Regions from separate parts of the Homo sapiens genome. Here region 2 is linked to region 1. Evidence: chromatin contacts called from ENCODE Hi-C or POLR2A ChIA-PET data. All regions are on one chromosome and are shown on one strand. The core of a region is the stretch at or near the end of the contact, and the rest is flanking DNA. Distances in the headings are between cores, read along the strand shown. Region 1 overlaps TBC1D14 (TBC1 domain family member 14). Region 2 has its middle 32 kb from the start of KIAA0232.

Evidence for each region. A loop is a pair of places that touch in the nucleus more often than their neighbours do. ChIA-PET counts read pairs that join two places held with the same protein, here RNA polymerase II (POLR2A). Pooled maps may share reads with other maps.
Region 2: a pooled map shows a loop between it and region 1 (2.1-fold over the local background). The contact joins two enhancer-like sites. A Hi-C loop is called at or near these places in 1 of 50 pooled maps. POLR2A ChIA-PET finds 5 or more read pairs at or near these places in 2 of 52 experiments (H1 and OCI-LY7).

What each region holds. Positions count from the first base shown.
Region 1 is chr4:6,961,214-6,966,402 of GRCh38, forward strand. All of the region lies in intron 2 of TBC1D14 (TBC1 domain family member 14), which reads left to right. Among named protein-coding and RNA genes, the nearest start is that of TBC1D14, 54 kb to the left of the region's middle. RefSeq lists an enhancer at 3,002-3,241. Within about 2 kb of position 2,983, at least 9 of the 41 ENCODE cell types and tissues checked have a DNase peak (open chromatin) inside an H3K27ac peak, as active enhancers do.
Region 2 is chr4:6,747,738-6,753,117 of GRCh38, forward strand. No RefSeq gene overlaps it. Among named protein-coding and RNA genes, the nearest start is that of KIAA0232, 32 kb to the right of the region's middle. RefSeq lists an enhancer at 446-1,223. Within about 2 kb of position 3,939, at least 10 of the 41 ENCODE cell types and tissues checked have a DNase peak (open chromatin) inside an H3K27ac peak, as active enhancers do.

The DNA.
Region 1 (5,189 bases), core at 1,733-4,232:
AGGCTCTTCACATGGCCGGGTGTGGCCTGATCCCTGACGGCCCCCAGCGTGTTTCCCAGGCTCTGCCATATGGCTTTAAAATGACACTGAGCAGCCTGTGTGGACAAATCCTGATGGGGCCAGCACCTTTCAGGGCACCCTTTGATGGGCACTCCCCATTCTTGTCAACTGTGACCCCCCAAATCTCTCTGTGCCATGGGGGAGCTGAGCTGGCCCTGCTGAGGAGTTGAGTAGGGAAGAATTTCTCTGCAGTGCCCAGTCCACGAGGAGCTGAGCCTGGTGGTGGGGCTGTGTGTGCATGGCCAGGCTGAACCCCCTCATTTAATCCTGAGTCTCCTCTCGGGGGCACTTAATGGGCAGAGGGAGCAGCCTGTGTGGTAGGCCTGAGGTAGGTGATTGGAGCCACGACGCCATTGCCACAAAAACAGGTGCAAGTCCTTGGCAGGATTTGTGGCAGGGCTGGCGTGGTCCACTTGTGCTTACAGAAGATGGCCCTGGTAGAGAGCGTTGCTGGGGTCTGGGGCTTGGTGTGGAGCTGTACCTGCGGGGTGCCTGAAGGAGGGGCAAGGCAGGCACACCTGGGGCGCGACTGGCATCTGTCTGCAGGGTGTATGCAGCCGAAAAAAGGCAGGAGGACAAGGAGGCTGGACAGTGGGGAGTCCTGGTGTTAACCTGGAAGACCAGAGGGTTTAGAGCACATACGACTCCTGTTTCTGTTGTTCAGTGTCTGAATGAATGCGGCCGAGGGCTGTTGAGAAAGCGTCTCGCTCTGGCCTCCTGACTGCAGAGGTGTGTCTGAGCCAAGGCTGATCGATGGGGCTTTTGACACGAGACATCAGCCTTTTAGAAAGAAGAAATGGTTCTCCTCTCATCTTTGCGGACGTTGTCAGGTCTCCTCTCCCACCTGCTGCAGAAGGAGGGATCTGAGTGGGCACCTGGACGAAGGGGCTAGGTAGGAGGTGAGATATGCCAGCACCTAGGCGCTGTGCAGGTATGGATGGTGGCGGGAGAGGCACCACAGCTATGCGCTGGCATGTGTGCATATCGGGGTAGTGGGGCAGGACTCATGAGCTAGAGTCCTGGGCTCTCAGGGAACCCCGCTGCGACGGTGCGGGTGGCACTGACCATGTGTGGGTTGGAGGCAGGGCACCTACAGATATCGATTGTTTACTTGCCGTGCCCTTGATGGTGGGGTTGCGGCAGCTGCAGGTGAGTCTCACCAGGGTTAATGAGTGCTCTGTGTCTGCACAGCAGCTGAGACAGCTTGGAGGCCAACAGCTGCTTGTCCTTAATGCTGCTAGTAGAGTGAGTGCTTTTTCTCCATAGGACAAAGGAGTTTCTTCTTCCCACTGAAGGGCCCTTTGTTGGGGATGCAAAACAAAAGGAGTCCAGCATTCTCTGGGGCAGGGTTGGTAAATGGCCCTCACCCCCTACTGGCCACCCCCCAGCTCTCAGCCTGCTCCAGGGAGGTTGTGGTGGTCTGCCACTCCTTGCCTGCTCTCTCCCAGCCCCCCACTGCCCATTACCCCTTCTTTTCAGAGGGACTCCTTCCTGCTGAGAGGTTACCTCTGTTGAGTTCTCAGTCTCGGGCCTTGATTCGTCTGGGTTGCACTCCCGTTACCTGACCCCTGTGCCTTGCATGTCAGTCCTGCCTCCTCATCGCCCTATACTTGCCTCCCCTGCACACACACACACACGGTGGCTGCTCCATTTGCCAGCAGACGTGTGTAGAACCTACTGCATGCTGGGTAGATCCTGGGGATGCAGAGGTGACTCTACCCTGCCCTCTGGGAGACCCCACCGAAGGTGAAGGCATGTGGAGAGGAGAGGGTATGGATCCATCACATAGGTACAGAATGGAGGGAATGCCCTGTGCCCTGGAAACAGAAGCAGGGGAGCCCAGGCCCGGCAGCTGGTCCGGGAGGGCTCTGCAGAATGCCCCGAGGGCAAGTGCGAGGACTTCCCATGTCGGGGGTGGGACAGGTGCATTTGAAATAGTGAAAAGAGGAAGCTTGGAGCCAGCAGCCCCTCTGTTCTGTCTCCTGTGAGTGTCAGAGATGGTGGCTATGGCCATTGTGTGCTCAGCATCTGAAGGTCAAAGGGTGGGCTGACTCACCGGGCCACACAGCCCATGAAGCAGCAGCTGAGGGACTGCTGGACTCCGGAGCAGCAGCACCAGTGTGGTCTCCCTGTCGGGCAGACAGCACAGATGTTGAAGGGACAGAGCAGATGGGCTCTGCAGTGCCCAGGCTCGCTCCTGCCCAGCTGTGTTCTCTCACTGCACGTGACCTGAGAGTGATGTTTGGTCATGTGACAAGTAGGTGCAGCTCCTTGGCTCCCCCTTGGCCTCCCGGGCCCGGCCACAGCTACGCCAGGACTCCCGATGGCTTGCCCCACCAGAAAGGAGGATGTCCTTTCAGCCCAGACCCCAGGCTACAGCACCTTTTCACTTGTAGTGACTTGTTTTGGGGTCGCACTTCAGCCTCTAACCCACAAAAAAATATATCAACATGCTTTTTATGAGCTTTTCAAAAGTCATGGCCTATCATATGAGCCTAAGCTCTTATGTTAAAAATAATCATGCAACTTTGATTTTGTTTGAGACTGAGTCTCACTGTGTCACCCAGGCTTGGAGTGCAGTGGTGTGATCTCGGCTCACTGCAACCTCCGTCTCCCAGGTTCAAGCGATTCTTTGTGCCTCAGCCTCCTGAGTAGCTGGGATTACAGGCGTGCGCCACCACGCCTGGCTAATTTTTGTATTTTTAGTAGAGACAGGTTTCGCCATGTTGCCCATGTGGTCTCGAACTCCTGGGCTCAGGCAATCCACCCACCTCGGCCTCCCAAAGTACTGGGATTACAGGTGTGAGCCACCGTGCCCAGCCACAACTTTGATTTTTGACATTAATTTTTATCTGCACTACCTTTGTACAGACTAATAATAGTGTTAGCCGAGACCTGAAAAACCAAGGTTTCTGTTCCTCTTAGTCGTCCTCCTGCCAGCCCGTTTCAGTGAATAACACTCCAGCTTGTGCTCAACCTTCCAGACCACGAATCTGGGAGCCACTCACCCAGACTTCTCCTTTCTGCACATCCCCACACTCCGCGGCTTCTGTGCAATTCTCCCGTCCATTCCTTACACCCTCTGCAGCTCCTGTCCCTCCAGAGTAGAGAGGCCTGTCCCGGATCCTGGTGCCTTCCCCTTCCTGACTGCAGTTTCCCAGAGACAGACAACGCCTCTTCAGCAAAATGTATACCCTTAGTGAACCCAAGTTCTGGATGCCAGGTTCTTAGTGTCTTCTACTGCCTGAAGTTTTAACCTGGTTTAATTGCCTAAGTCCTTCACTGATGGCGAAATCTTAGATGTTAAACGGATTGAATCTCAGACAATTCAAAGTTCATTTTCTTTTTCTTTCTTTTTTTGAAACAAGGTCTTGCTCTGTCGCCCAGGCTGGAGTGCAGTGGCACGATCATAGTGAAAGTCCATTTCTTATAAATAGAAATTACCTTGGGCTATGAAACTATTTCCGAAATGATTATAACCACAACAGAAAAGGAAGGAAACAGTGAAACTATTTGTTTTATTTTTTTGAAAGTTTCTGTAACTTTATTTTGATAAAATTTCAAATTTACTAAAAAACTGCAGAAAACCCCCGGAACTCCAATATATTCTTTACCAGATTTACCAACTGTGTGCATTTGGCTCCATTTGTTCTACTTCTCTTTACGTGTGATAGTATATATGCATATTTTTTCCTGTGCCATTAGAAGAGTAAGTTTGAGATACCATGTCTGTTTACCCTTAAATATATCAGCATATTTCCTAAGAACAAGGGCATTCCCTTATGTAACCACAGAACAGTTGTCAAAATGAGGTCACTTAGCATTAATCCAATGTTGTTGTCAAATCCACAGTCTGTAACCATACTTCATCAATTGTCCCAATAATCTTTTTTTTTTTTGGCGATAGAGTCTCACTCTGTCGCCCCCAGGCTGGAGTGCAATGGTGTGATCTTGGCTCACTACAACCTCCGCCTCCTGGGTTCAAGCGATTCTCCTGCCTCAGCCTCCCGAGTAGCTGGGATTACAGGCATGAGCCACTGCACCTGGCCCTCTTTCATGTCCTTTTAATCTGAAACAGTTCCTCAGCCTTTCTTTGTTTTCATGACATTGACATTTTGAGAGCTTATAGGTCCATTATTGTATAAATTGTCTCAGTCTGGGTGTGTCTGCTTCTCTTCATGATTGGATTCAGGTCATGCATTCTTGGGCATCAGCGCCATTGACTTGGTGTGTTGTTCCCCATGCATCAGATCAGATGTCCTGTGCCATCTGTCCTGGCTTTTTAAAAAATAGAGACAAGTGTCTTGCTCTGTCACTCAGACTGGTGGTGTAATCATAGCTCACTGTAACCTTGAACTCCTGGGTTCCAATGATATCGCCTTAGCCTCCCCAGTAGCTAGGGCTGCTGATACATGCCACCGTACCTGGCTAATTTAAAAAGATTATGTGTAGAGACAGAGTCTCACTACCTTGCTCAGGTGAGTCTCAAACTCTTGGCCTCCTAAAGTGCTGAGATTATAGGTGTGAGCCACCACTCCTCGCTGGTGATGTTAGCTTTGATCACTTGGCTGAGGTGTGTCCCTCAGGTTTCTCCGGCATAAGATTAACTATTTTGCTTCATGTAATTAATAAGGAATTTGTAGGAGACACTTTCAAACTGTGTAAAAATCCATTCCTCATTGAGCTTTCCCCACTGGTGTAAGCATCTGTTGATCATTTCCTAGCTCCATTGGTCTCTCCTTACTAGGTGACTTCCCAAGAGCTTTCCTCCTCCTCCATTAATTTCTATGTTTGTTTATTTGTACCTATATGGGCTAGTGGATTTCTCTTTTATTCAGTGAGTTATAATCCATTGTTCTCATTATTTGGATGAGTAAATTGTTCCAGATTGAGTCAGTGGGAGCCTATTCAGGCTGGCTACTGTTTCTTTTAGACACGTCCCAGTATTTCTTTGAGAACTTTCTTTCTAGTCCAGCAAGATGCTGCAGGCTCATCTTGTACTTTCTAGTAAGTCCTGGAAGCCATTTGTTTTTAATGAATGCATTGATACAGTGCATTCCAAAATTTTATTTTGTGTTAATACTACTAGTTGGGATTTATTTGTGTTATTTGGAACTTTTGTTTACATG
Region 2 (5,380 bases), core at 2,689-5,188, 210 kb before region 1:
AGCCAGAGCCAGGGTAACAGCCCTGAGTGTGCAACAGCCTTGCTATCTGCTAAGTCCTCCCACCACCGTGCCTCCTGGGCACAGATCTGGGCAGACTGTCCTCTCACAGATGGAAAAACTGAGGCCAAGGGAGGGTCAGTGGACGGTTTGAGGCCACACAGCACAGCAAGTGTTTGCATGGAGACCGCCCTGCCCCTGGGCTATCCAGACTGGGGAGAGCCCCACCCAACTCCTGGCAGAGAAAAAGGCCTAGGAAGGGGACCTGAGCCAAGAAGCACAGGAGGCGAGGGGGACCGTCCGCCACTCAGACAGCAAACGCTTCCTGATGCCTCCATCACCACCTAAGAGGCTCGACTAGGTGATTTCCCGAGGTCGAGTTCCCTCCCTGCAAAGAATTCTGGGGCCTGCTATAAGGATAATTAAATATTCTCCACCTCACTTCGTTCCTGCACTCTTTCACTCATTCCGTGCACTCACTGGACACCTAGGGCCCCAAGGCACCTGTTTGAAGCTGGGGAGCCAGCAATGAATCTGGACCTGAGAAGTGGCACAAGGGGCAGGTGCTGAGGCCATAGGGCCCCTCCAAGGTCCAGCTGAGGGCCCCTCCCTACCCTGAGCTCCATCTTGTGGTGCGGCTGTCCATCTGTCTCCACTGGCCTGCGGCTCCTGTGGGCCCAGCGCAGGAGCTACCCACAGCTGCAGCCAAACAGCGTTGTTTGTCAAAGGGGGTGACAGCACCATTTGGGTGAAAAGCCTCATAAACAGCACAGGTTCATGCACAGGCGAAGGGTCATGAGAGTGTGCACTTAGGCTGGCTGGGTCGGGGGGCAGGAGAGGGGTCAGGCCAGGGCAGGGGCAGCGTCAGGAGGCCAGAGTGGTGACTTGGCCTTGGTCCAAAAGGATGCTGCCCCTGGCTTGGGAGAAGACCCCGCTGCCGGTCCCACCCTCCCAGGCTGACCTTGGCCAACACAGAGCCCAAGCACTCACCCCTCTGAAATATTTATAGATCGGGAAATTGAGTTGGAGAAGTGATTTCCCAGATCTACAGCTACTCAGAAAGAGGACTGGAATTCAAGTTCTGATGTCTCTGGTTTCTCCCACTGAATCCAGCAGCCCCCCATGTGTCGGTCATTTTTTTTTTTTTGAGACAGAGTCTCGCTCTGTCGCCCAGGCTGGAGTGCAGTGGCATGATCTCGGCTCACTGCAAGCTCCACTTCCTGGGTTCACACCATTCTCCTGCCTCAGCCTCCTGAGTAGCTGGGACTACAGGTGTCCGCCACCACGCCCGGCTAATTTTTTGTATTTTTAGTAGAGACAGGGTTTCACCGTGTTAGCCAGGATGGTCTCGGTCTCCTGACCTCGTGATCCTTCTGCCCTGGCCTCCCAAAGTGCTGGGATTACAGGCGTGAGCCCCCGCGCCTGGCCCCATGTGTCAGTCTTAATAATAACATAGCAATAACAATAGTAACAGCAGCAGCAACCCTTTGCAGATGAGCCTCGGGGTTAAAATGCACTTTCTCTAATTCTCTAATATTATCTCATTGGCTGCTCTTGAGAGCTCTGAGAGGTAGGAATTCTCATCTGCTTTGACAGATGGGGAAAATGAGGCACACTTCAGCCAGGCACCTCCTCACACTACAGGGCAGATCCAGCCCATGCAAAGCTGGGCCTAGTTCCTGGGTGGGGCTGTGTCAGGACAGCTGGGCACGGACGGAGCTTTCACCCACGCTGGGGCGCCTGCTCAGCGAGGCTGCCTGGTGGGGCGGTGACTGCATGACAAACTTGCTGTGTGGCCTGGACGTCAGGGCGGGAGTAACAGCTCCAGGAAGGCCAGAGTTCAGCCCAGTCAGCCCACTCGGCCCCACTGTTCGGGCTGCCCTCTGAGCATGTGTCATCCTGCCAGGGTCCCTCCCACTGCGACCTGTCTTCCTGGCAGCTGCTGTTCAGGAGTTCTGCACCCCGCCCTGGGTGTCCTGCCAAAGCCAAGGTGGCCGTGCGGTCAGAGGCAGCGTCCTCTGCCCTCCCTGTCTCCCTGCCTGTGTGTGCCCCTCCTTCCATGGCCGGGAGCCTTTCTCCTTTCCCTTCTCATTTTGCCAGACTCCCACCCTACTGTCACAACCTGCCAAAGAGGCACTGCTCCAGGCAGCTCCTGGACTCGCCCAGATGCAGCCAGACCCTCTGCTGCGCTCACTGCATCGTCGTGGATGTAGCTGTCTCTCTGCCTTTCTGGACATCCTGACTGTGGCAGAGGTCCCCAGCCCCACGGGAGGTGGGGTGGGCAGGGTCGGGGGGTCCATGTCCCCTTTTCTTAGGTGAGGGGAGTCACTTGAAGCCAGGGCAGGTGTGGGGATGGGGGCCCCAGACTTGAGCACGTGCCAGGCAGAGGGAAAGGGAGCTCCGGAGAGGTCGAGTCAGGGTAGGGGGCTTGATGGCCACACCCAAGCCAGAGAGGAAGCCGGAGGCTGCGAGCCAGCCCTGAACCCGGCAGCCTCTGCCGTGATGAACCAGGGCGACCCCTCTACCCAGCGGCTCAGCCGACACCCTCAGAAACTCAATTTTATTTAACCAGCACATATCATGTGCACTCTGGACCAGGAGTGGTTCACTTACTCCTCACAAGCAGGCTGCCAGCAGCAGGGACACGGGCACAGAGGGGCTAGGGAACTTGCCCAAGGTCACACTGCTGGTCGGTGGCAGAACTGAGATCGGAGCACTGACTGTTTGGAGCCACAGTCCAAAGCGCTGCTGCCCAGCTCTTCCCCAGGGAGCCACTGCAGGTGGAAACTGAACCCCGAAGAGCAGGGGGCTGGACTGGGGTCGAGACTGCTGGCGTGAACCTGACGGATCGCCATGGCCCAACCCCTTCCTGGCTGTGTGGCCTTAGACGAGTTGCTTCACCTCTCTGGGCCTCAGATGTCTCCATTCTAGAGTAGGAATAGTAGCAATAACCATCCATTCAGAATTTGTTAAGCACCTTCTGTGAGCCAGGTCCTATTCTGGAATCCGGGACCACAGCTGTGGTGAGGACAGGCGAGACCTGCCTCACGGTGGGGCTGGGGTGGTGAGGACCACCTGAGACAGGGTGTGGACAAACACCTTCGTCTACTTGTGGCTGGCTCTCCTTAATGCTCCACTGGGCCCTCCACATTGGGCCTGATGGCGAAGACTTGGGAACTACACACCCGGAGGTGAAGGAGATTCCAGGGCAAGGCAGTGCAGGAGCAAGGGCCAGGGGGCTGGGCTGGGCGGGGCAGTGCTGGGACAGCGCTTGGGTGGCGCCTGGGGCCGAGATGTCCCTGCTCTGGAGGCTGTGCTGGAGGTCCCGAGGTTGGAATGTCCTCTCTGTGTCCTGGGGTGGGGATGGGTGACAAACGGTAGCATCAGGCCAGCAATCCCTGGGCACATCTTGAGGTACAGGAACATCCTGTCTGACAGCTTCCACCGTGAGTTCCCTGACCTGTGAGTAGTTCAGGTTCACCTGCCCAGCTGGGCCCAAAGCACGAACACCCACGGGCGTGGGCTGGGAACATCTTTTTTTTCCTGAGAATCCCTTTCTTTCTGAATTCAAAAGCGACATTTGTTCATAATAAAAATAAGATTGGAAAAGCTAGGAAGATACCAAAATTATATGAAAAAAAAAATCACAAAATCACCCCATCCAGCCCCCCTGAGACGAACGCTAGTAATATGTTGGTGAACAGTCCTCTGGCTGTTTTTCTGTGCAACTTTCAACCTGGTTGGGACCAAGCTATGCATAGAATTTTGTGTTGGGTTCTTTTTGTTTAACATATGGTATGCCATCACCTAGAATTATGTTTATGGTTTCTTTCTGATTACAAAATTAATATGTACTCACTGTGAAAACAAATGAAACAATTATAGAAATGTGGAACGGTGAGAGGCCAGGGTGAAAAAGAAAGTGAAACTCCCCCCTAATTCCCAGCCCAGAGACATCGCCGTGTAAACTGTAAACAGGTAAACACTGCTGTGTAAACTCCCCGAGGAGCGCAGACCAGCAGAGGTGTTTAGAGCACAGGCCCAGGATCAGGTTGGCCTGGGAACCAATCCTGCCTCCGCAGGCAAAGCCTTAGCTGACCTCTCTGAGCCTTGATTTTCTGTAAGCGAAATTCATGAGAGCAGGGCCTACGTCACAATGTTGCTGGAGGAATTAAGGAATATACCAAAAGCATTGCCATCAGTGAGTTACAACAGGCAAAGTGCTCGAAGCAGGACACAGGAAGTGCTGGAATCATGTTAGGTTGTACTGTAAACACCCGACAGAAACCACAAAGGGGAATGCACAACTCACTATGCGCCAGGTAAGGGCTTTGCATCTGTCTCATTTAATCCTCCCCCAAGCTCTGTGAGGTAGGTACTTTGATTATCCCCATTTTACAGATCTGAGAAACAAGGCTGAGAGAAGTTGAGTGTCATAGAAGCACTATCCATAATAGCCCAAAGGCAAATGGAGCCCGAATGTCCATCGACAAATGAATAAATCCATCATGATATATCCAATATACATAAAAAGGAATGAAAGACCAGGCATGGTGGGTAACGCCTGTAATCCCAGCCCTTTGGGAGGCTGAGGCAGGAGGAGGCCAGGAGTTCGAGACCAGCCTGCGCAACATGGCGAAACCCCGCCTCTACAAAAAATACAAAAATTAGCCAGGCATGGTGGCATGTCCCTGTAGTCTCAGCTGAGGCAGGAGGATGGTTTGAGTCTGGGAGGCAGAGGTTGCAATGAGCCAAGATTTCACCAGTGCACTCCAGGCTGGCAACAGAGCATGACCCTGTCTCAAAAAACTTAAAAAGGAATGGAATACTGACATGTGCTACAAAACAGAGGAGCCCTGAAAACATTATGCTAAGTGAAAAAAGCCAATCAGAGAAGACCACATGTTGTATGCTTCCTTTTCTATGAAATGTCCAGAATAAGGAAGTCCACAGAAACAGAAATAGATTAGTGGTTGCCAGGGAATGGGGGAAGGAGGGTGTGGGGACAGACTGCTTAATAGGTAACGGGGTCTCCTTCGGAATTAGAGATGGTGGTCGCACAGCGTTGTGAATGTACTAAACGCCACCGAATTGCTCACTTTAAAATGACTAATCTTGAGTTTAACCTCGATTAAAATTTAAAAAATGAAAAAGGAAGAAAGGGTGAGGGACTTGCCCAAGCTCGGGCCACACAGCCAGTGATGGTTCTCCTTCTGGGCAGACCGGAGACCACCTGGCAGAGCCCTTTGTTTGTAGTGTTTCTGCCCATCACCATGACCCCGATTTCCAGAGTGGAGTCGCCAGGTCAGAGGTGGCAACCTGTACATGGATGACACACTGGGGGACTGGGCCTCGCCCTGCGGGGGGACCTGGGTGGGTGGGA